4 separate regions of the Homo sapiens genome follow, and regions 1, 3 and 4 are each linked to region 2. Evidence: chromatin loops called from intact Hi-C (ENCODE). Cell type or tissue: PC-3. All regions are shown on one strand. Links, peaks and the distances in the headings refer to the core of each region. The heading gives the core; the rest is flanking DNA. Region 1 overlaps LOC124904509 (a long non-coding RNA gene). Region 2 has its middle 18 kb from the start of CENPF. Region 3 overlaps PTPN14 (protein tyrosine phosphatase non-receptor type 14). Region 4 overlaps PTPN14 (protein tyrosine phosphatase non-receptor type 14).

Evidence for each region. Hi-C counts contacts between places; a loop is a spot of excess contacts. Peaks named below come from ENCODE experiments on the same cell type or tissue, not always from the same donor. Only the 100,000 strongest peaks of a DNase experiment are listed, where the experiment ranks them.
Region 1: it touches region 2 in a loop (4-fold over the local background); 40 of 110 quality-filtered maps call a loop at or near these places.
Region 3: it touches region 2 in a loop (7-fold over the local background); 5 of 110 quality-filtered maps call a loop at or near these places.
Region 4: a loop joins it to region 2, with 10 times the contacts of the local background. A loop is called at or near these places in 5 of 110 quality-filtered maps.

What each region holds. Positions count from the first base shown.
Region 1 is chr1:214,258,237-214,264,424 of GRCh38, reverse strand. It overlaps LOC124904509 (a long non-coding RNA gene), which reads left to right. Exons shown (of 2, transcript XR_007066876.1): 2 at 1,461-5,387. Among named protein-coding and RNA genes, the nearest start is that of SMYD2, 20 kb to the left of the region's middle. RefSeq lists a silencer at 2,759-2,808 and an enhancer at 4,518-4,587. In PC-3, for the core only: a CTCF peak has its summit at 2,745 (motif pointing left); DNase peaks (open chromatin) are centred at 2,724 and 4,684; H3K4me3 peaks cover 428 bases.
Region 2 is chr1:214,582,148-214,588,335 of GRCh38, reverse strand. No RefSeq gene overlaps it. Among named protein-coding and RNA genes, the nearest start is that of CENPF, 18 kb to the left of the region's middle. In PC-3, for the core only: a CTCF peak has its summit at 2,985; DNase peaks (open chromatin) are centred at 3,035 and 3,985; H3K4me3 peaks cover 421 bases; H3K27ac peaks cover 2,054 bases.
Region 3 is chr1:214,500,591-214,506,778 of GRCh38, reverse strand. All of the region lies in intron 1 of PTPN14 (protein tyrosine phosphatase non-receptor type 14), which reads left to right. Among named protein-coding and RNA genes, the nearest start is that of PTPN14, 48 kb to the left of the region's middle. RefSeq lists an enhancer at 798-1,775. In PC-3, for the core only: a CTCF peak has its summit at 1,539; a DNase peak (open chromatin) is centred at 2,998; H3K4me3 peaks cover 506 bases; H3K27ac peaks cover 439 bases.
Region 4 is chr1:214,479,489-214,485,676 of GRCh38, reverse strand. All of the region lies in intron 1 of PTPN14 (protein tyrosine phosphatase non-receptor type 14), which reads left to right. It also overlaps the pseudogene AP3S1P2. Among named protein-coding and RNA genes, the nearest start is that of PTPN14, 69 kb to the left of the region's middle. RefSeq lists an enhancer at 1,388-2,096. In PC-3, for the core only: a CTCF peak has its summit at 3,561; no DNase peak of the experiment used is centred there; H3K4me3 peaks cover 1,162 bases; H3K27ac peaks cover 1,479 bases.

The DNA of each region.
Region 1 (6,188 bases), core at 486-5,485, 320 kb after region 2:
TTGTATTACAACTCAGCCAGAAGCATGTATTCCCTTGTAATTAAGGCCAAGGGTGCAACCAGTGATGCGAAAGGAAGTAATTAGATGGATTATTCAGTTCCCTCAACATTTCTCAAGAGTTTGTGTGTTTGTGGTTTTGTGTTTGCTTGAAGTCCCTGTATAGCTCCCTCGGTTCTCCTTGATACTGTAGGTCCAGCCGCAGATGTTAACAATAACTAATATTGAAACAGCACTTATATGCCAGGTGCTGTTTTAGGGGCTTTAGATATATTAGAATCCATCGCTTGAAAACTGTATGAGGGCTAAGTGTTAAGCCCTAGGTTCCCAGGAGCAGACACTGAGAGGTTTAAATGCATGGGATGTATCCCTGAGGTGGTTCCAGGAGGGACCTGTAATGGATTGGGGAAGGTAAGACAGGGAAAGGAGGCTGCCAAGCAAGGCTCTGTCTCAGGCCAGGGTCCCTCAGAGGGTAGCTTCAGCCTGGTCCCATAGCATGACTCTAGGGTGCAGGCTAGGAAAGGGAAACTGGCGCTCATCCTGCTGCACAGTCATTGGTTGACAACCTCCAAGGATGGCACAGAAGGTGTATATGTGTGATCTGTGGAGGAATGTGTCAGGTGCACACCGAGAGGAGTGCAACAGAAACACCTACTTTATCTGCTACAGGTAGACACTATCGCTGCCCCACCATGTGACAGCCAGGCCACTGAGTCTTGCCCAAGATCTCAAAGCTTGTAAGTGGAAGAACTGGGATTTGAAAGCCTGCCGTTTGGTTCCAAAAGCCATGTGCTTTTAACCACTATGCTATTTTGGATAAGATCTGATCTTTACCATGTGCTATGGTATTATCAATAAATTTCTACAATTTTCTCAATGGACTATGTAACATAAACTATTTTGATTTTATTGGATTTTTAAAAACGCTGAAAGTATATCTGCGATGAAATCCATTAATACTTTGTTGAACTAAGCTTCAGATACCCAAGCCCCTAAGCCTAAGGTAAGTTCAGAGAACAGACAAAATATTAGACAATGGTATACTTTGAAAAATGTAGTACTCCCAACCCTCTCTGACAGAATGTGCCCAGTTCCTATAGAATTATGTAAAAAGTGATTCCATAAGTCTTTTTTAATGAGACATATTTATACAGAGCCTATTTTTACATTAAGATGACAGTTTAGAATGCCGCGTTGATTCTCTATATATGCATCATCCTCTTAAACCTCACCCCCACGGTTTTTTTAGTTTTGGTGTAATGCAATATCTGATTTCTGAAAGTTTTAAAAATTTCTTTGTTTTAACTTTAGAAGAGTTTGCTTTATTTTCACTAAAAGAATTCTCTTTATTTTTCTGTTCTAAAAACAGGAGTATGTATAATACTTGTCTATCGCTTTTGCTTGATAAAAAGAGGGAAGGTCTGTGCATAGCCGTGGGTGACTAATTTCGTAACCTCTTCCAGATTCTTAGATTGGCGGTGCTGGACAGCAAGTGACCAGAAGAGAAACAAGTGGTAACCCAACCTGCATGAAGAAAATTCAGTAGAACCTTGCTGGTGTAGAGAAGATGGCACAAAGAAGAGTGAGAACACTTTTATGAAAGGCTTAGGAAATGTTGAAGTTTTCCAGTTTTCTTCCTATGTGAAGGAACATAGTGAAGGGGGAAAGGCCCCTTTTTTGCACATACCTGTGGAGGGTAACGCTGTGTGGGTGCATTTAGCCCTAATCTCTGCCGTGGATCAGGATCGTTGGTTGTGGAGGAGGAAGAAGAGAGGGAAAGGCTTGAATACTTACAAAAGATTTTGAGAGCCTAAATGATGAAAGCTAGCAGTTCTACAGTGTTTACTAAGTGCAAGAAACTGTTGTAAGAGTTTTGCATATATTAACTCCTTTGATTCGATTCTAATGACCCTATGAGGTAGGTGCTATTATTATCATCTCCATTTCACAGAGAAGGAAATTGAGACACAGAGAGATTAAATAACTTGACCAAGATCACACAGCTATAATAGTCAATTGTGGAGCTGGGATTCAAGCTCTGGTGTCTGCTTTCAGATTCATACCCTTACCCATTACCCTGTACTACCCATCTGGAATGTGGAGAACGTGCTGATAACATTGCTAATAATCATCTGTCGTTTATTTCTGACTACTCTCCAATTTTTTTAAGAGACCTGTATCTAACCTTTGGTGATAACTAAACTATAGGAGAAAACTTGAGTTCTGATAGTAAGAAACATTTACAAAATGGTCTGAAAGTTGATTTGAAGTCGAAAACCCTTATATGTGTTTGTAAATTCTAGAGAAGAAGTGGCAGCCAGGCAGATGAGCTCTCTGTTCTGTGCAGAGCTGATGGTACTCCCTGCCCTGGGGAGCCGGCACTGGCAGCGATTACATCACTAAGTCACCCTCCATACTCAGCTGCTTGCTAAGAATTAAATTGCTGGCACCAGATCTGGTGAGCCTCATGTTACCATGGCTTGTTTGTGGAGAGCACATTAGTGTGATATGTTCAGTCTTCAGAAACAGTTAAACATCAGCTTTATTACCAAAAAGATAGTGTATGCTGGTATTACTCCTGGTTATTCGGTTCAGCTCCTCAAGTGAACAGTCCCACACCTATTTAGCCCATTGAGTCAAGCTGACCTCCTTTCCCGGTTACGGGTTTGTGGACAGGAGTGACAGGCGGGTTCACTTGCAAGGGAGCCAGAGAGCCGCTCGTGCCTCTGCTGCCCTCTAGAGGCGTGTCAGGCCAAGGCCGCTCATCTCTGAGCCTTGCCGGCGGATTGCACCACCAGTCCACCTTTTGTCTCCCTTTTGAATCTCCACTGAACACCATTTGTCAAAAGGGTTGAGGCAAAACCACTCTGAGCTTCCAAAACAATAATAAGACTTAATTAGAATTCCAAGCTAAGCCATTGAGAGTTGCTGTTTATATTGGGGAAGATGTAACACTTCAGTCCTGTGTTTTTCAGCCCCTACATCTCAACCATCAAAGGGAAATGAGTCAAGGTTGTTTTAAAACTATAAATAGAGCTAACACTTACAAAGCAATTGCCACATGCCAGGTACTATTCTAAGCGCCTCGCATATGATGACCTATTTAATGAGGTGGGTGGTATGAGCATCTCTATCTTATAAATAGGGGAACTGAGGCAAGGGACTGTAAGTATTTCTCACAGTTCATGGGTGGTGGAACTGGCTTTGAAGCCCGGTAGTTCTGGCTCCATGAACTTGGCTTATAATCACTTTACTGTACGGCCTCTTTTATAGCTATCGAGGCATGCATTGCAAGTCCAATTTTTAGGTAAAGGTTTTGTTAAAAATCTTTAACCTTAATCTTGTAATGAGGAAACAATTGGCCCAGACCCTTTAAAAATGTCAATGACGTAATAAATAAAGAAGGAGAAGGAGGAGGAGGAAGGGGAGAAGTATTTTAGAGCTATGACAACTAAATATAATTCATTGTCCATGGTTAGACCCTGGATATAAAGAGACAAAACTACAAACAATATTATTGGGAAATTAGGAAAATATGAATATGGGCTATATTTTGGATAATCATATTAATGTTGCATTTCTTGAGTATGACCTCTTATTGCTGTTATATAGCAGTATGTCCTTGTTCTTAAGTGATACTTGAACTATTTAGGGGTAAAATATCATGATATCAGCAAATTACTATCAGACAATTCAGGAAAAAAATATACCTGAGAAAGAAAGAGAAAGCAAATGTGGCAAAATGTAAAATAATTAGGAAACTAGGTAAAGGGTATATGGTGTTCATTATGCTATTTTTAAAACTTTTTTCTAGGTTTGACATTTTTAGCATAAAAAGTAGAGGCAAAATAATTACTTATTTCAGAATAAGAGGTAGCCATGGCTACACCCAAGGTATCTGCCTGGACACCACAAGTGGTACAAATAAGCAAAGTGTGTTAGTTGGGAATCCACAGGCAAGCTTTGAAATCTGTAGACATATGTTATATGAAAGTGTATGAGATATTACATCTTATTTATTCATGTTTTTCCATTAGTACTAGGAATTACATGCATCATTATGTATTTTCAAAAAAGATCAAGTTTCCATCCAATAGAAAATAAATAGTGCAAATTACAAAGTCTTGTATGAAACTAAATAAGGTCTAATTGTAGTCTTGGGATTATTCTGTTTTTATCATCAACAAATAAGGCATTTGTAGGAGAGTGCCTGCCCTATTTATTCAGCACTGTGTTCCAGGTACTGATTTAGTGCTGGGGATACACCAGTGAGCAAACCAAGATCTCTGAACTCATGGTGCTCGCCTTCTGATGGGACAGAGAGACAAATATTATAGCTCAGTAAACTGCAGAGAATGTTAGAAAGTGATTATTGCCAAAGAAAAGTAGAAAAATAGAGCAGCATAGTGGGAAATTGGGACAGGCAGTTGCAGAGAAGAGGGTTTCAGTTTTAAAGAGGATCCCCAGGGTAGGTTTCATCAAATATGACCTCATGGCACCTGGAAGGAAAGTAGAAGAGAACAGAGAAGAACAACCCTAAGGTGACAGCATGCCCAGAGTATGGCTAGAGCTGAGTGAGCAAGGGGGAAAGAGGAGAAGGATATGAAGTCAGAGAGGAAATAGAGGATGAGTTCACAAAGGTCACCATGAAGGCTTTGGTTTTCATGCTGAGTAAAATAGGAAGCCACTGGATGATTTTGAGCAGAGGAGTGAGGTGATCTGACTTAACACTTAAAAGGATCAATCTCGTAGGGGGACAAAGGTGGAAGCAACATCTCCCGTTAGGAGCCTATTGCAACAATCCAAGCAAGAGAGGAGAGTGACTCAGCACAGGCTGGTAGAATTGGTGGTGGAGAGATGTGATCAGATTCTGGATATTTTGTTGGTAGAGCCAACAGGAAGGATTTGCTGATAAATTAGATGTGATGTTTGAGAGAAAAAGACAAGGGTGACTCAATATTTTTGTCCAGAGCAACTGGAAAAATGAAGCTGTCATTCCCACAGATAGGGAAGACTAGGTAGAGCAGATTTTGAGGGAGAAGATTAAGAGTTCAGTTTTGGACATGCTGAGTTACAGCTGTCTATCAGACATCCAGATGGAGATGTCATAAAGGTAGTTGGATATAGAAGTTTTGAGATTGTAGAGAGGTCAGGGCTAGAGATTTAAAACTGGTCACAATTGGTGTATTGATGGTATTCATAGCCGTGAGCCTGGATAGGATGACCAAGACAGTGAGTGTGGATAGAGAAGAGAAGAGTATTAAGGAATGTGCCCTTGAATTCTTCTCTTTTATTGTTTATTTATACTTGTTATGTTTCTCATTTTGTTTGGAAAATTATTACGCTGTGTAAAATAAAAAGGAGAGTTGACAATTATTTAAATTACTGAAGATAGTCAATCAAATAATTAAATTTGCAAAGTATATTAATTTTCCTTAATTACCTGCTCTGATTTTCTACAAATGTCTGTATTATTCAGATACTATGACATCTACATTTTGAGCTGTTAGTGTTATTTAATCAATAACATACTCATCTTTAGGACAGTAATGTTCAAAAATGCTTTCAAGCAATTCTCTTGGTGGAGGAATAGTCTGCATCTGTGTTTATTTTCTTAAATTAAGTGTGCTTTGTTGGAATATGAGAATTCTTTCCTCTTTTTCTGATGGTTATGACTTGACAGTCCTCATTTTGGTGATATAGTAAATGGCTTTTAAAGGTTATGCCTAAGCATAGCTACTATCAGCAAGGACAGAGAGGAAAGGAAATGCTGTCTCTGGGGGGTTGGGCGGAATACACACACACACACACACACACACACACACACACACACATATATTTGTTATTTTCATAAAATAAAAATAACTGTTGAAAATGAGGAGTTTACTCAACTGCAAATAAGTCCCTGTGGTGAATGTATTAGTAAGTTTTGAATTTTAGTCTCAGACCCGTTTTAACACTCTTATAACTGGGTAACTGTTATAGCTGGTTAACTGAATAACTGGTTAACTAAATGTAGGCAAGCTCCAGAACATATTTTCCCACCACAATACACTGTATAATGGTAGTAGACAAGCTAGATAATACAGACATATGATGAGATTTATCAGTAGAGGAAAAACCCAATTTAATCTAACTTTGGAAACACAGCGGCTTATTGAGTCATATGTTGAAAAATACAGAGGTAGACC
Region 2 (6,188 bases), core at 552-5,551:
CGAACAGCATGGACTGCCTCTCATCCTCTCTAAACTGGTCTAGCCACCATTTTTGCTAAATAACCACCCTGTCAGTAGCATACTGACACTAGGTTCTCAGTATGGAACAATCCTAAGTAAAAACAACCAGCTCCTTGGTGGCTAGTAAATTGCATTGGATCCCGTCCACCTTGAAGGAAATGATACCTACTCTCTCTGCAGTAGCTGTGCCAGCACTGCCCTCTGAATGTTGACAGAATACCTGATTCACACCCGTGGGATCCTGCATAAGATTGCCTTGGACCAAGGGACCCATTTGACTGAGAAATATGTACATGATCATAAGATTCACTGGTTCTACCATCTTCTACCTATTTCTTGAAAGTAAGTGGTCTGATACTGATATGGCTTAAGTTGTGACCCCAATAAATTCATATTCTGAATTCTTCAGCTTCTGAAATCCTAACCCCAGGTACTTCAGAATGTGACCTTAATTGGAAACAGGGTAGTTGCAGATGTAATTTGTTAAGATGAGATCAGTAAGGTGAACCTTAATCCAATATGACTAAGTCATTATAAAAAGGGGACATTTTGACTGGGAACTATGCCTTACACCCATAATCCCAGCACTTTGGGAGACCAAGGTGGGAGGATTGTTTGAGGCCAGGAGTTCAAGACCAGCCTGAGCAACATAGCAAGACCCCATCACTACAAAAATTTTTAAAAAATTAGCTGGGTGTGGTGGAATGAGCCTGTAGTCCTAGCTACTTGATAGGCTGATGTGGGAGGATCACTTGAGCCCAGGAGTTCGCGGCTACAGTGAGCTATGATTGCGCCACTGCATTTCAACCTGGGTGGCAGAGTGAAATTCTATCTTTTTAAAAAATAAAAAAGAAGACATTTGGACACAGAGACACAGGGAGAACGCTGTATAAAGACTGTCATAAAGACTGTCATTACACTGTCGCAAACCAAGTGACATCAATGATTGTTGGCAAACTGCCAGAAGCTAGGAAGGAGGCATGAGACAGAATTCCCTTCCCAGCCCTCAGAAGGAACCAATTCTCCCAATACCTTCATCTCAGACTTCTGGCCTCCAGAACTGTGAGACAATAAATTCTGTTATTCTAAGCCTCCAGGTTTTTGATACTCTGTTATAGCAGCCCTAGGAAACTAATATAGTAATAAGATACCATATTGGAATGGCTTACTTGTGGCTTCACTAAAGCAGGAGTTCATCCTATAGAATGGGAAAACTATTCTTCACAGTGCACTATCAGCATTGAACTAGTGTATCAAGCTATGTCCCCAATAGCTAAAATATACAAGTCTAGAAGCTAAGAAATGGAAAAAGAATTGGCTCTTCTCACTATCACTACAAATAATCCACATGTTCTTCCCTTTCCTTCTACCTTAGGCTTTACTGGGTAAAGTGGGGAGTGGGGAACACTACTCCTAGTGACACATAAGGGTTCCACAAAACCTGATGCTGTAACTCGTCTCTTTGTTTTCCTTATGTGGGTAGACCAGCAGGAAAAGAAAAGAGTTGTAATACTGGTAAGGTTAGTCAATCCTGATTATCATGAGAAACTAGACTTGCTGGTACATAAAGGGACATGGAAGAATATGGAACTCAGGGCATCCACTGGGGTACCTCCATATGCTTTTATGTCTAGTGAAAACAGTGAGCAAGCAAATGCAGCCGTCACAGCCCAACAAAGGAAAGGCGACCCAAGGCCAGACCCTCTGGGATGAAATTCTGGGATTCCCCCATCAGGCAAATAAATTATTAATAGATCAGATAATGCTGATCAAGGATAGGGAAATCGAGAGTGGGTGGTGGATGAGACAACTGACAAATGTCATTTGGAGCTTGGGACCAGTTGTAATAGCAGGGACCACAGCTCATTCCATTAACTCTCTGTACAAAGTCTTTTTTAGATATTATGGCCACCATATAGGGACAAATAGATCTGAACAGGGTAAGAGGTGGACTAACAATTACCTTCATGTCACCTACTTGGCCCATTTCTGATTTCAGCCACAGATGTGCTAGGCAATTCTTTGTGGGCACAGACTCTTTCCAGCTCAAGTGCAAGTCACCAGTTTCTTGGTGTGTCTCTACTCCAGAGCTTTCTCAGAAGATAAAGGAGCCTGCTCAGCCAGCACACAACCATGGCCTGGAAATGTGGAGACAGTTACAGCTTCCAGGGGCAGTTCTCAACCAATGGGATCAGAAGCCAGTGAACAAATGCCCCAGTGTTCCATCTTTCACTTGGGCAATTCCGAGAGATCCAAAAGAATCAAACCCCAGGTACTTACTGCTACAAATGGTGACATTGCATCCTTATACTTTTCCTTCTTCCCTGTCTCACTCTCCCTGACCCCACCCCTCTACCATTTTGCTTCCTGGAATCATCACCCAAATAAACTATGTCCACCAAATCTATCTTAGTCTCTGCTTCTGAAAGAACCCAAAGTAAATGGAAGGTGCCATACACTTGATGTATTCTTTTTGACCAGTGAAAAATCTATCTTGGTCCTCCAAATATTGCAAAAACTTACATTATGTAGATGGAACCTCAGTGACCTTACCTGTGAAATTAAAAGTATAATCATAATGGGATTTGCCTGTCACTGGTAATTTAAGAGAGGGCTCTGGTAGATAATGATCATGCTTTCATGCTGGTTTTGCACATTTCTAGACTTCTTTTGATGATAAAACAATGAATTTAACACATTCTTTGGAGCAATAATTAATTTTCAAAGCTTGACATTAGGATATTCTGAGTCCTTTTAGAGAAGAAAGGCTTGGAAAAAACATTACATATTCAACATATTGCCATAATTTAAATAAAGTCAATTACAAATAGATAAATATTCAACATCTTGGTACATTTTAAAGAAATTGATCACAAACCATATGACTACTACTCAGTGATATGAACTGAAGCCCAAGAAAAAGGACCTTACACTTTTAAAAAGCTTTTTCTATTCCTACCACTAGGTGATTCTCTATACCTAAAAAAGTCTTTGAAAGTAACCTATTTTGTCCCACACACTCTGACTCACTGCATTTTCTGTCTTCCTCTGTCTTTTCCCTCAGTGTATCTAATGTGTTTGCTCACACTTTCTTTAGAATAACATTTGGTTGTTTAAAGTGAGAAAAAAGAAAGAAAAAAAGGCTCATAATCCTACAGCTTAAATAATCTTTCATATTAACAAAATCATACAATAACACACAATATGAAATTCCAGATATTCAAAAAAGACATAAAAGATGAGTTTGGGAAACTAGAATGAACACTGAACATCCACTAGTCTAGATCCTCATTTTACAGCTGAAGTCAGCAAGATTGAGATACAGTCAATGCTCGAACAACACAGTGGTGGGGGGAGGGAGTGGTTAAGGGTGCCAAACCCATCCTGTGCAAAACTTTTGACTCCCCAAAAACTTAACTACTAATAGCCTACTGTGGACTGGAAGCCTTACCAATAACATAGGCAGCTGATTAACACATATTTTGTATGTTATGTGTATTATATACTGTATTCATACAGTAATAAAATGAGCTAGAGAAAAAAATGTTGGCCGGGCACGGTGGCTCACACCTGTAATCCCAGCACTTTGGGAGGCTGAGGTGGGTGGATCATGAGGTCAGGAGATCAAGACCATCCTGGCCAACATGGTGAAACCCTGTCTGTACTAAAAGTACAATAATTAGTTGACAGTGGTGGCATGTGCCTGTAATCCCAGCTACTCAGGAGGCTGAGGCAGGAGAATTGCTTGAACCCAGGAGACAGAGATTGCAGTGAGCTGAGATAGCGCTACTGCACTCCAGCCTGGCGACAGAGCAAGACTCCATCTCAAAAAAAAAAAAATTGTTATTAGGAAAAGCATAAAGAAGAGAAAATACACTTATAGTACTGCACTGTATTTATCAATATCATAAGTTTACAAGATGAATCATCTGTCTGAAATGGTGGGCAACTGCAGCTGCCAACCTCAATCTACAGACTGTGCAATTCAACTTTTATATCAAGCAATTCAGCTTTTTCTTGTAATGTCATGACCTTCTCTGCTTCCTGGGAGTACTACCAGTATCACTAGCAGCACTTTGTATGGGTTCCATGGTGTTATTCAAAGTTTACAATATTACACTAAACATGATGAAAAATACACAACAAGCACGAAAGGTAACTTTTTATTGTGATATGAAATTTACTAGAGATGAACTGCTCCCGTGGAGATGAATAGCCTCACACAGCATTTTAAGTTGATACAACACTTGAGCTCAATGCAATAGCAACAGAAGGTGGTTATGAAATTATCACAGTAGTACAGTATGTACTACAGTTAATTTTATGCAGTTATGATTTAATACTGCATTTTTACATTGGTTTACATTTCTCTCGACTGAATGGTACCATGCACAGTCTGTGTTCGTAGGCGTAAGTTTTAATACATTTTAACTTTTTATAATAAATTTGGGCATATTTTATGGTAGTAAATGATAAAATAGACTAGTAGCTACATATATGTTATGCATTTGTAACATATCTTTTTCTTAATGTTTTGATATTTTTAGAATATGTGGTTTCTCTGCAAGTTTTTTCAAGCTGTCAAAAATCTCCAAAAATTTTTTCAATATGTTTATTGAAAAAAAAACCCTCATATAAATGGACCTACACCATTCAAACCCATGTTGTTCAAGGGTCAACTGTATTTCTAAAAATTAACACAAGTTAATCAGGGAAGAAAAGCAAATTTAAAAACTTTGAAAAGAGAAAACATCATCATTCTGGAATCAATTACTTCCCAGAAATTTAAAACACATTCTTATAACTCTTGCAATAGTCATTTTTACGAAGGAACTAAAATGATTTATATATTTTTAAAATCTCAGTAGCTCCTTAGGAAAAATGCTTATCTAATGCTTATTTCTTCCAAAGTGTGAAAATCAATGTATGTTACATTTTCCCTTTCTTGGTTGGAAGCTTGATCCTCAAGAAAAGTGGCTTTTACGAGCCCAAGTTTCCAAAAAGACAATGTTACAGCCAAAATAAACCTCGCGACTTGCAAGACAAGTTTGCTCAAGGAGCAAGTTTTTATCATCGTGTGACTAAGTTAAGGATCAATTTGTCTCTATCTCATTTTCAATAATAGTTTTGACCCAGGTGTTAGATTAACCATGGACTAAGGTGCATGATTCTCCTGAGCTCTATGACCACGTGTCTTCACATCTTGGAATGAAAGTGAAGGAATTCCCTAAATCAGGAATACAGCTTCAGTGCCCCTAAGAATAACATGGAAAATTTTTTTTTAATGTTTAATTTGAGGCCATACCTAGGTATTGGGGTAGATTACAGAAATCCATTTTATGAATGAAGCAGGCATCTGTGTGGTCAACAGATAACATATACATATTTCCTGGTTGACTTCTATTTTCCTGGCACCTCTCTGGTTTAACATGTGTCCCAGAGTTATTGCTGTTGTTGCTTTAACAAAAGATTATTATTATTAGCTGCGTTAAAATAAGCCAGGACTGGTTTAGTGGATAACTTTGAAATAGGACGTAGGACTCGACTCTGGAGGCAGGGCTCAGACACCTGACCTAATTGAGGACTAGTTAAAACAGGGATGGGGTGGAAACACCTTTCCATATAAGACATGCCCACCAGTGTGCCATGTCAGTTTACCATTGCCATGGCAACACCCAGAAGTTACCACCCTTTTTCTAGGAATTTCTGCGTTAATCGCCTCTTAGTTTGCATGTAAATTAAAGTGGGTATAAATTTGACTTCAGAACTGCCCTCAGCTACTACTCTCAGCACACTGCCTGTGGAGCAGCCCTGCTCTGCAGGAGCAGTCACAGAGCTGCAGGACTGCTGGAGCTGTAACTCCGCCACTTCAATACCTACCGCTGGCTTGCCCTTGAATTCCATCCTGGCTGAACCCCAATTTGGGGATCATCTGCCCTGCATCAACTTTGTACTTCCATATTGTAGCATAGTCTTCCCTAGTAGTGTGTGAGATACATGTGCCATAAACAGAGTTCAACACTTAACAAGTGGTTAAGTCTGAGCTATCAGTGATAACTTCTTTCACCTTTCTTAAACCTTTCTTAAGGCACAGGTAACTAACTCCTCCATTTTAAGGATAGCGGCATATCTCATGCTGGCTTGAAAAAACAAAGTGTGGTTGCATA
Region 3 (6,188 bases), core at 479-5,478, 81 kb after region 2:
GAGGTCTCCCTCCCCTCACAGGGGCTGTTTTGTGCTGGGTGCAGCGTCAGTTATGTGATGGCTGACTCCAGGGAGAGAGCCACCTGTATCCCTGGTTAATGAGCATTGGCCACCTGGCAGAACCCCACTACCACGAAGATACAGTTTCACTTTTACCGTTTGTCACATCCAATTAAAGGTTTTGGCATTCTTGCCTACTTAAAAAACATTCTGTAAACATTAGAAATAGTTTTTATATTTATTTATTTATTTATTTTCTTCTTTTAGACACAGGATCTCTATCTTCCAGGTTGGAGTGCAGTGGCACCATCACAACTTACTGCAGCCCTGAACTCTGCAACTCAGGTGGTCCTTCCGTCTCAGCCTCGGGAGTAGCTGGAATTATAGGCACATGCCACCAACACCCAGCTCATTTAAAAAATTTTAAAAAAAAAAATTTAAGAGACGGGGCCTCCTGTGTTGCCCAATCTGGTCTCGAATTCCTGACCTCGAGCAATCCTCCCACTGTGGCCTCCCATAGCATTGAGGTTACAGGGTGTGAGCCACCGTGCCTGGCCAGTTTTTATATTTAGGAAAAAAGCTAGCGGAAATTGGCTCTTCCCAGTTCTGAGAAGTTTTTCGATTAATGCTATTGATGATTCCTAACTTGTTATCAGTCTTAGTTTCCTTTCCTTAGTAATCGAAGGAATTGTCCTTGGCTTCCCTTCTTCATAGTAATCTCACTGCTGCCTAAGCAGTGGATGCATGGTTACGTGGCCAGTGTCTCTCTGTCTCTGTGTCTGGGCTTAGGTTTACCCTGAGAGAGTTCATTGTAAATCTGTGCTGAACTGACTATTCGCTCTGAGTTGGAATATTTTCTGCTTATTACAAACTCGATTTTTTTGAGACAAAGTCTAACTCTGTTGTCCAGGCAGGAGTCCAGTGGCACAATCATAACTTACTGCAGCCTCAAACTCCCAGACTCAAGTGATCCTCCTGCCTCAGCCTCCCCAGTAGCTGGGACTACAGACACATGCCACCACCTCGGCTAATTTTAAAAAGTTTTGGGAGAGGTGACGTCTTGCTGTGTTGCCTAGGCATGTCTCAAATTTCTGAATTCAAGCAATCCTCCAGCTTTGGCCTCTCAAAGTTTTGGGGTTACAGGCGTGAGACACTGCACCCAGCTGCAAACTATTAAGAAAAAGTAATGAAAGGCTGAGCTCTTTTCTTTGTAGCTAAGCCTCTTGAGAAAGTTCTGAGGCTGCTGCATCTCCCATTCCGTCCTCAGCTCCTTACATCGCAGCTGGCAGCTCCACCACTGTGTGGGCACTGACCACCCCACCCCCCCGAAGGGACCAGCCATCTCCTGTTGGCCATGGTGAATGTTTTTCAGTCCTTATCTGACCTCCCTTTGGAATTGGACATTGACCAGATCCTTCTCCTTGAAGCGTTACCATCTCGGGTAGTCCCCTGCTCGAGATGTTTCTCCTGCTTCCCTGGGTGTTCCCTTTCACTGTTTGTTGAAGGTTCTCCTCCTGCTGGTCACCCATTGAATGTAGGTGTCAGGTGTCATCTAGCATTGGATCCCATGTCCTCCTGTCACACTTTTTTTTTTTTCCCTGGCGGGTATTCACAGCTGGGTTTGTTCACATGACCGCCACAATGAACTCATATTTAACTCAGACCTCTCGTTGGGGGCCCCCAAATTTCAACTGCTTGTCAGGATCTTTCCATGAGACTGGCCACAAGTATCTTAAACAGAGAATTCTTAGACAGAATTCATCTACTTTTTCCTTAAACCTATCTTTTCTCCTATATTCCCTACCTTGGTGAGGGTGTCACCTCTGATGAAGTTAAACACACTGGGGGTTTGGATCAACCTAAACTCATTTTCCTTCACCCTCTTTATGCAGTAAGTACCAAGTCTTTCCTGTTACTCTAAGGTAGTTCCTTTTTCCTAGTCCAAGCCAGTCCTACTTGTCTGCAGATTCAGTATGTTACCTTACCTCCTGCAGGAAAATTCCCCAGCATTCTGTACCCAGCCCTTATCCTGGGATTGGTCTCCCCTCGATTAAGCTCATTCAGGCTGGTGCCTTGCCTCATTCACCATCATTTCCCCAGGGCCTAGCAGGGTGGTGCCTTGGAAATAATTTAATTTGGTGGAAGTGTCTTAGTACGATTTCATGGCTAATGGGTGTGCTACTCTTGTCATTCAGAGATGGGGCTGGGACATCACCTCTGTGGACATTGTGGTCCTAAGAGCCCCGTTCCTGGGTGCCTGCCATTTGCTTGCGTCAAGTTGGACATGACAGCTACGGGAAAATGATTGAGGGCAGAAGGCAGTTTTGGTGCGACAGGAAGAGCACAGGCTTCCAGGGCTTTGCTGTAAGATCAGGAGAGAATAATGCATCAGAAGTACCTGATGCTGAGTCTGTTCTCAGGAATGGTGTGTTTGAGGCAGCTGCCCATTGCCCGGTGCTTGCCATGTGCTTGGATGCAACCATGGCTAAAAGGTTTCCTATCTGGCTATGTGGTGATTGACTGTGGGTCGCCTTCCTATGGTATTTCTGACTCCTCGAGTGTAATATAAAGGTCTTCGCAGAGGTAGGGCTAACGGAGAGGCAGCGGCAGTTGTTCAATGTTCTATAATGTAAATTGAAAGATTTTTCTTTAGTTTTAAGCTGAGTTTTCCACATTCTCATTACTAGTTGGGGAGGAATGGGAAAGTGGTGACATTATTCGCAGCATTCCTATGACCATTCTCTGGTTCTACAGAAGAGGTGTGTTTGAGGAAGGCACCCAAGTTTCCTGACTATTTCTCACACTTCTCCATCACAAGAAAGCCCTATGTACAAAATGATGAGAGTCCCAAGAAGCATCATTTGCTCTAGGCTTGTCCTTACTGTGGAAGCTCAGAGACTCACCTTTGATCTAAAATAAATAAACAAAAAGCCATAAGGCAAACCTTATTGAAGTAGGTGATGTCGGGTGTGTTTGCTGCTGAACGCATACAAACACTTTATATGCAGATAAAATAAAATGACTCACAACATTGCTGACATTAGTGTGTGTTCTTCCTGCAGCTAAGTACATCATAGGATTTTACCGAATTACACCGACTAATTGTTTATTGACCAACATCACACTAGTGGGATCACAAGACCACATATGACAGTGCTGCACTTTGCTTTGAGAGAGGAAAGGGAAGAATGAACCTGAGGAGAGCTGACTGAAATGTAATAATTCTGTACCGAGATTTGAAGTGAAAATAGAATGCCAATTTTGAGTTTTCTGTTTCTTAAACTCTATTTTAAATGTTTATTTTGTCTTACAAATGTACGTCTACATATTAGACATAAAAATGGAAGCGAGGCAGCTGCCGTTAAATTCTGGCTTCAGTCTCTTCTAAGATTCAGTCCTTCTGATTACTGAGCTGTGTCAAAGATGCCATATCTAAAAAAGAAGTCAACGTCTTTCCTACTTCATCTTCAATACTCACATATACTTAGGACAGATTATCTCTTACATGTCATTAGATATTAGTTTTGAAGATTTAATGAGTTCCTGTAAAGTACTTAGAATAGTGCCTTTCATAATAAATACTGTATAGTGTTTGCCATTTTATTATTGTTATTGCTTATTTTTAACAAAAATTGTATTTAAATTTGCTTGTAGTGACATGTTTCTCCAAGTGTATGCTAGTATAATTTTCACAGTGTGAATTTAAAACTCTGAATCTCTCATTTAATTGGATCTTATCCTTTTGGTTGGAATTTCCTTTAGAGATACTTTGTCAACTTTTGTAGAGTTAGGCTGGTAATATATATTTTCAATAATCAATACTAATAGGTTTTTAAAATGACAGATTTGAGCAACTTTTCACTTAATTTTTCTAAGATCTTCTGCAAAAACTGAGGGAAGCCTGAATACATCCTATGCAAATAATTGACATAAGGATAACACAGTTTCATTTATGTTTTCCCTATTTTTTTCTGTGATATTGTTATTTTTAACATTATTGCGCTATATTTTATTATGGAACACTTTTTTACACAACTAAATCACTCTGTCTTTATTTTGATCATTTGTTCCAAGTCTTCAACATTTTTTCGTAACGTTTAAATGCTAAAACTGTTTAGTTGGCCTCGCACAGTGGCTCCTGCCTGTAATCCCAGCACTTTGGGAGGCTGAGGTGGGAGGGTTACTTGATACCGGGAGTATGAGACCAGCCTGGGCAACATAGTGAGATCCTGTCTCTAAAAATAAATAAATAAAAAATAAGTTGAATGAATATTACAAATATTTTTCAAGACCTGCTGTGTGTTGCACACTATTTGCATATGTTTTTCTTGTTTACCACTCTGAGCTGTATTGTATTATAGGACAATGAAGCTATTTTGCATATAGGAAAACAGGTTTATAAAATGCACATCATTGTTTGGCTAGTAAAGAACAGAGTTGGGTTGAACACAGATCTCTCTCTGTTAATCTCAGGCTCTTAATTATCATGGTAAAACTTTTTCAAAATGACCCTACCGCCATCAGTAGGATGGTGGAATAGGGGGTCCAGCCCTCTTCCCCCCTTAGAAGCACCTATTTAACAACCCTCCAGGGATGAAAAATCTTTATGAGAGCTCCCAAATTCAGTTCTATGCATTAAATATATGCAACTTTTTGTATGTCAATCACACCTTATAAAGTGGTTTGAAAAATAACCTTTTTTTTTTTTTTTTTTTTTTTTGAGACAGAGCCTTGCACCGTCGCCCAGGCTGGAGGGCAGTGGCACAGTCTCGGCTCACTGCAAGCTCCGCCTCCTGAGTTCATGCCATTCTCCTGCTTCAGCCTCCCCAGTAGCTGGGACTACAGGCGCCCACCACCATGCCTGGCTAATTTTTTGTATTTTTTATAGAGACGGGGTTTCACCGTGTTAGCCAGGATGGTCTGGATCTCCTGAACTTGTGATCCGCCGGCCTTGGCCTCCCAAAGTGCTGGGATTACAGGCGTGAGCCACTGCACCTGGCCTAAAAAATAACTTTTGAAGTTATGTGCCATGAAAAATGGATTTAACTTGGTTTTTCTCTATACTACGCCTGGTGATCCCAATTCATTTCCTTAATTAGTGTTTATTGAGCCACTAAATATTGTTTATTATTCCAGGCCCAGTGTTAGGTGGGAGTTCAACAGGAAAAAGAGAGGCATAGGGTTACCTCTGAAGGAATTTATAGCCTAATTGTTCATAGAATACTTACTCTGTTTTGGGCTGGGCGTGGTCATTCATGCCTGTAATCCCAGCACTTTGGGAGGCTGAGGAGGGTGGATCACTTGAGGTCAGGAGTTCAAGACCAGCCTGCCCAACATCACGAAGCCCCGTCTCTACTAAAAAATACAAAAAATTAGCAGGGTGTGGTGGTGGGCACCTGTAGTCCCAGCCACTCGGGAGGCTGAGGCAGGAGAATCACTTGAACCTGGGAGGCGGAGGTTGCACTGAGTTGAGAGTGCCACTGGACTGCAGTCTGGGCGAAAAGAGCGAAACTCCGTCTCCAAAAAAAAAGAATACTTACTCTGTTTTCATGGATTAAGTTTTCTGTGTTTAACCAGCTCTCACATGGCTTAATAACAGTCACACTGTAACATTATTAAAATATGAAAAGACGAATTTGGCATTTTACCCAGCTCCATGAGACGAATTGCGCTATTTATCACATTATTCCTTGAACTTTGGTGTTGCCTTAAAATTGTACAGCCTATCAATGAAGAATACATTTTTATCTTTGCTATATTTAGTTTTCTCAAGCTGCTCTTGGGCATGGTGAATCTTTTCATTGTTAGTGTTTTACATAGTTTCTAGCAGTAATGAATAATTACGAAGGACCAGATGTTTTTAAACCTTTCCTCTAATGCTCACAGCCATCCTTCCAAGCTAATCTGCCTTTTCTTCATGTTAATGATGAGGGACCTGAGGCTCCACATGCCCCACAGATGTTGTCATTCCAGGGTAGTCAGGGCAGTCATTTGCTGGCTTCAGATTTCTTTCAATAATTTTTTTTTTCTTTTTTAATGAAGACCTTAGATAGGATGTAACAGATTATCCCCTTTTCCCCTTCTGTGAGAGCCAAGGTGCCTTATATCGGTTAAAATCTGGTGAAACCTGTGGTGAATTGATTGTTTCTGTCTGTCCCTCAGTGGTTCTGAAACATTAGGAGGTTGTC
Region 4 (6,188 bases), core at 449-5,448, 100 kb after region 2:
TAGGCGCAGTACAGAAACTCTCCATGTCTGTGGTTACATTCGCCTCTGTATTACTCAGTGGTTGGAGGTGAGGAGTTGGAAGTCTAGGTCAGTTGTACTTTGAATTTACCTGTAGGTCCACTTCTGCCAGCTCAGAGTCCATTAGCTCTTCCATATTCATCTGTTCTCAGCAATTACAGGAAGGAGAATTTCATACCACTTGTCTAATGAGGACTTGATCCCGGTGGTTATCACAGATTTCCCAAAATTGAATGAAATGCTCCTCTTGTTCCCCTTTCTGAAAGAATTCCAAAGCTTCCTTCAATGCAGTCAAGGGGATCCTTCCTTCCGCTAGAAGCATTCCTCTGTTTTGAGTCTAGAATGCTTCACGGTGCTTTTTGTCTTGTGGCAGCTTCCTGGGAGAGATACGAGGCTCACTTATAAGTGCTCAGAATAAAAATACGAAACACAGTAAGTGCTCAATAATGTTAGCTAGGATGGTGGTGGTGGTGGGTGATAAATGATTTAATCTCATTTATGCTCCATCTTCTCCTCCACTGTCCTTCCAGGATAATTAGCAGCACTAATAATCTGGTTAGACTCAGCTCAATGCTTTCTATTCGATATGAATAAGTGATTATTGTTTACTGCTAAGACAAGTGTGGTGTTGAGATGGCATTTTCTTTGTTGAACACATTTTTGTTTTTCCTTGAGAAAATGCCTAACCTTTTCATTCTCTTGGTTTTCCTTGAACATCTAAGTCTTCCCACACACCTCCAACTGCTTTGTGAAACAAACGCCTCTTGTATAACTTTCCACATTGTCCAACCTTTTCAGATAATCTCAGCACCTCGCACTTTTGCTTCCCCTGAAGACATCCCTCTTGGAGACCTTTAATGACCTTCTGTTCCCATCTGCATGGAGAGGAATAAAGACATTCAAACAAGTCTCCTATTTTCAAGTCCTTCCCTACCCATAACCTACCCATTTCCCTCGCAAAACAAAACACCTGGTACCTTGTGTCTCTAAAGTTAAGTGTACAGACAGCAAGTTTAGCTTTCTCTGCCAGGTTTTTACCTTCTGTATTTATATGTTGTGTTGGGGGGGTTTCTGAAACCCCCTTGTTTCATCAAACATGGAACTCTTTGCATCTGTATCTTGTTTTCTCAATGATTTGAAGCGATTTTTCAGTTGGGGAAAAAATGGGAACACCTGCATTTTACCACTTTAACTCAGCCATCTCCTAACTTCTAATTCCAAATTCATGTTTATTTATTATTTTTTAAAGAGATAGGGTCTCACTCTGTCACCTAGGCTTAGTGCAGTAATGCAATCATAGGATCATGGCTCATTGCAGCCTTGATCTCCCAGATACAAGCTATTCTCTTGCCCCAGCTTCCTGAGGAGCTAGGACCACAGGTGTGTGCTGCCATGCCTGGCTAATTTTTTAATTTTTTATAGAGACTAGGTGATACTGTGTTGATCAGGCTGGTCTTGAACTCCTGGGCTCAAGAGATCCTCATGCCTTGGCTTCCTGAAGTGCTGGGATTACAGGCATGAGCCACCACATCCAACACCAAATTCCTAATGATTGACTGGATTAAAATAACCATGCCAGGCAAGGAACTAAATACACCTATATTTTCTAGACCCATTCTACGATTTCTTTTTCCTTTTGTCCTATTCTTTATTATTGGATACAAATGATAACATGCTTATCTTTTGGAGATGAAAGGGTCTTTCTCTGGTGAGAACTCTTTTCTTTCAAATGCAGATTTTATGGGAAAATCCAACTGGCCTGCTCTGTGTTTTCTGTTAAATAAGCCCATCTCTATGAGTTAGGTGGTAAAGGTAATTTGTTTCATTTTAGTGCTATAACTTAAGAAGACAAGGAGAATTTAGAGTTAAGGGAGAACCACTGAGATAATTAAAAGGTGAAGAAATAATACCTAAAAAGAAAAAGTAAGAAAGGTAGGATTATTTATATCGGAGTATATGAGGGAGTGAGTGTCATAATGAGAGTTAAATATATAAAGGTGCAGTGTAGAGAAGATGGCACCCAGTTGCCCTTTTAAAATGAAAGACTTCAAGAGGAAATAGATTAAATTAGCAGTAGAGTCTGTAAATAGCATAACAGAGTATAAAAATAGCAGTAGAGTAAGTATATTTTACAAAGAAGAAACTTCAAGACAGTGAAAGTTGTTAACTGGAGGCGGGTGGGGAAGGGTCGCAGGCAAGATTACTAGGCGAGGCTTGTGCGCCCGCTCCCGCCCTGGCCACCAGTGCCCACCCGGTCGGCCTGGCACAGCCATGATCAAGGCGATCCTAATCTTCAACAACCACGGGAAGCCGCGGCTCTCCAAGTTCTACCGCCCCTACAGTGAAGATACACAACAGCAAATCATCAGGGAGACTTTCCATTTGGTATCTAAGAGAGATGAAAATGTTTGTAATTTCCTAGAAGGGGGATTATTAATTGGAGGATCTGACAACAAACTGATTTATAGACATTACACAACGTTATATTTTGTCTTCTGTGTAGATTCTTCAGAAAGTGAACTTGGCATTTTAGATGTCATTCAAGTATTTGTGGAAACATTAGACAAATGTTTTGAAAATGTCTGTGAACTGGATTTGATTTTCCATGTAGACAAGGTTCACAGTATTCTTGCAGAAATAGTATGGGGGGAATGGTATTGGAGACAAACATGAATGAGATTGTTACACAAATTGATGCACAAAGTAAGCTGGAAAAATCTGAGGGTGGCTTAGTGGGAGCTCCAGCCTGTGCTGTATCAGCTGTAAAGAATATGAATCTTCCTGAGATCCCAAGAAATATTAACATTGGTGACATCAGTATAAAAGTGCCAAACCTGTCCTCTTTTAAATAAAAATGTAAAAAGGCCACTCCCAGGTAAAATCCAGGGGGAAGAGTCATCTAAGTTTACCATGCAGTTGTTTACCAAAAATAGAGGAGGAGAGTCTTAACTTTTGCTCTTGGATTTAAGTCAAGGTACTATATAGAAGTTGTGTAAAATCAGTATGAAAGTTCAACGTTGCTTTTCTTGCTCAGTGATTTTAAAGAAATTGAGTAGTTTCTATGTGATTTTTTTTTTTTCTTTTCTAAACTGCATTCGGGTGCCCATCTACGGCATGCCTCTATGTATTGGCTACTACAGTGTTTTAAAAAGTGTTTCAGATATTTCTTTAATTATGTGCAACCTAAAATGTTGGTGTTTTGTATGGATCACAAGTGCAGCATTCCTTAATTCCTTCTGCTATTTGTCACACAATTGTTATTTAAAGAACCAAGTATGTATTGCATGAAAACATTATGACTTTTTTCTCTTAGTTTAAATAAACTCCAAGGTAACTGGACTTCTAAAGCACCTTTCTGTTTGCCTGATATCTACTTTAGCAATAATTTTTTTTACAACCCTCTGACTCAACAAAGTAAATAAAAGTATATTTTATCACTAAAAAAAAAAAAAGTTGTTACTGGAATGAGCTATCAAGGGATGGTCACCTTGAATAATTTTTATTTGATAGTGTTTAGCATCACCTACAGGTTCTAATTTAGCTAATAAATGACTAAGCACCATTACTTTTTTTGTGTGTCCAAATCAGTTCATTTTGTCTTGAGTGTCTTGAGAGTATCCATGCACAGGTAATAGCAAGAAGTCTTCATTCTTGCCTTTTTTTTTTTTTTTGGAGACAGACTCTCGCTCTGTCACCCAGGCTGGAGTGCAGTGGCGTGATCTGGGCTCGCTGCAAGCTCTGCCTCCTGGGTTCACGCCATTCTCCTGCCTCAGCCTCCCAAGTAGCTGGGACTACAGGTGCCCGCCACCATGCCCAGCTAATTTTTTTTGTATTTTTAGTAGAGATGGGGTTTCACTGTGTTAGCCAGGATGATCTTGATCTCCTGACCTCATGATCCACCTGCCTCGGCCTCCCAAAGTGTTGGAATTACAGGCGTGAGCCACCGCGCCTAGCTCATTCTTGCCTATTTTAATGTCTGTATTGGAATCCTTGTTTACCAATCTTACTTCAGAGCAGCAGTACTCTTGAGAAAACTGATGACTTCATAAGGCTCCAGTGTCTGTGTAAATGAGACAGTTTTCAAAAATCATATGTAATAGATAACTAGAATATTTTAATTTCTATTCTTTTTTTTTTTTTTTTTTTTGAGCGGGAGTTTCGCGCTTGTTTCCCAGGCTGGAGTGCAATGGTGCCATCTTGGCTCACAGCAACCTTGGCCTCCCAGGTTCGAGCAATTCTCCTGCCTCAGCCTCCCAAGTAGCTGGGACTACAGGCGCATGCCACCACGCCCAGCTAAATTTTTTTTGTATTTTTAGTAGAGATGGGGTTTCACCATGTTGGCCATGGTGGTCTCGAACTCCTGACCTCAGATGATCTGCCCACCTTGGCCTCCCAAAGTGCTGGGGATTATAGGCGTGAGCCACTGCGCCCGGCAGTTTTTATTCTTGTGCTGCATTTGTTTGACCCTGCAGTTGCTTCTGTTTCAAATGTTGCATTTATGTGAAATAAAGTGAGATTGGATATAATCTTTACACAAAAAAATCTTACTTGAAGTTCTTATTTTCTCTTTGAGCCATTATGTACCCTTGTCATCTCCTTTTCTCCTTTTTTACTTGACACGTTTTGTAGATTATCCTGAGCCCTAGAACAGTGTGTGGATGGTTGCAAATTTTCATCTGCTGCTTGTTTCTTTCTCGCCCTTGCCTCTGTGTGGGCTCTTCTCTTCCCAGCCGCCCAGCATATCTGCTGCTCTATTCATATCCTTACCTATCACTTCATACGACTTGGTAGGCAGAGAGGGTGCCTTTTCTTGTTCTTTGGGGAATATTGAGATCAATATTATGTGCTGTGGGAATAATGGTTTTTGAGAAAATGATATATAAATATAAGGGAGTACAGTCATTTGATGTTTGGGCCAAGTAATGTTTCTGTAGTTAACACTTGGTGGGGGGCAACAGTATTACATTTTTCAAAAGCTATCCTTAGATCTGCTTCCGAGGTTGAGGTGCTGTGACATGGCACTGTAGCTATTGAGAGATAGGATTGTTGATATTTTTGATGGTTGATCATACCCAGGGCCATGCCTAAGATTCACAGTTCACCTATTTGTTACAGACTGGATTTTGGGAGGCTTTCTGCTTCTTAGACTTCCTGTCACATGAAGACATTGAGACTTTGAGGTATCCCTTTTGGGATCAATATTCTCCTTTACTAAAGCTTTTCTGCCATCTTGAGGAATCATGCTTAAGGTAACCCAGTAAGAGAAAAAAGCTATAGCAAGAACTTGGTTCTTTTGACTCCAAGCGTGGGTCTTTTCTTTTTATGGAAGTGGTTAAGAAAACATATTGTTTCAGTCATCTTATAAGTGAAGAAATGGAAATCATAGTCATTTGTGATAGCCTCTGCATTTAACAGTTATTTGGGAAGCAATTTAGGAGTATGCAATAAGAGACTTCTAAAAATATGTAGTTTTTGACTCAATAACAGTCTTGAAGAATCTATTCCAATGAAAGAATCAGAAGTATAGGGAACTCTTTTTGAAAAATAGCAAAAAATTAGAACCAACCTAAGTTGTCAACAATAGCAAATGGTTAAATAAATGGTGATCCATACACTGGAATATTATGCAACAGTTTAAAATTGTTTTTGAAAAAATTTTAATAGCATGAGAAAATAATACATAGTAATCATAAATAATGAAAGATATCAAATAAGATGGTACAATCTCAGTTACACAATAAATTAAACATAATTAAAATGATGAAATAAAATATGCAAACATTTTAATATTGGTCCTCTGTGGGTGGTGACGTGGGTGATTTTTTTCTTTTAGTTTTCTGTCATTTCCAATATTCTTATAATGAATTATAATCAGAAAATATTAAAGGTTATTAAAATATTTAGGTAAAATAGAAAACGACTGAGCTTTCTAACCCTAATAATTCAAAAGAATAAATTTCAGGACATAAGCTGTTTTAATAAGTCTTTTTTTGTTTGTTTTTTTTGGATAATAAAGACAGGGTCGGGTACGGTGGCTGACGCCTGTAATCTCAGCAATTTGGGAGGCTGAGGTGGTAGATGAACTGAGGTCAGGAGTTTGAGACCAGCCTGGCCAACATGGTGAAACCCTATCTCCACTAAAAATACAAAAATTAGCCGGGCTTGGTGGT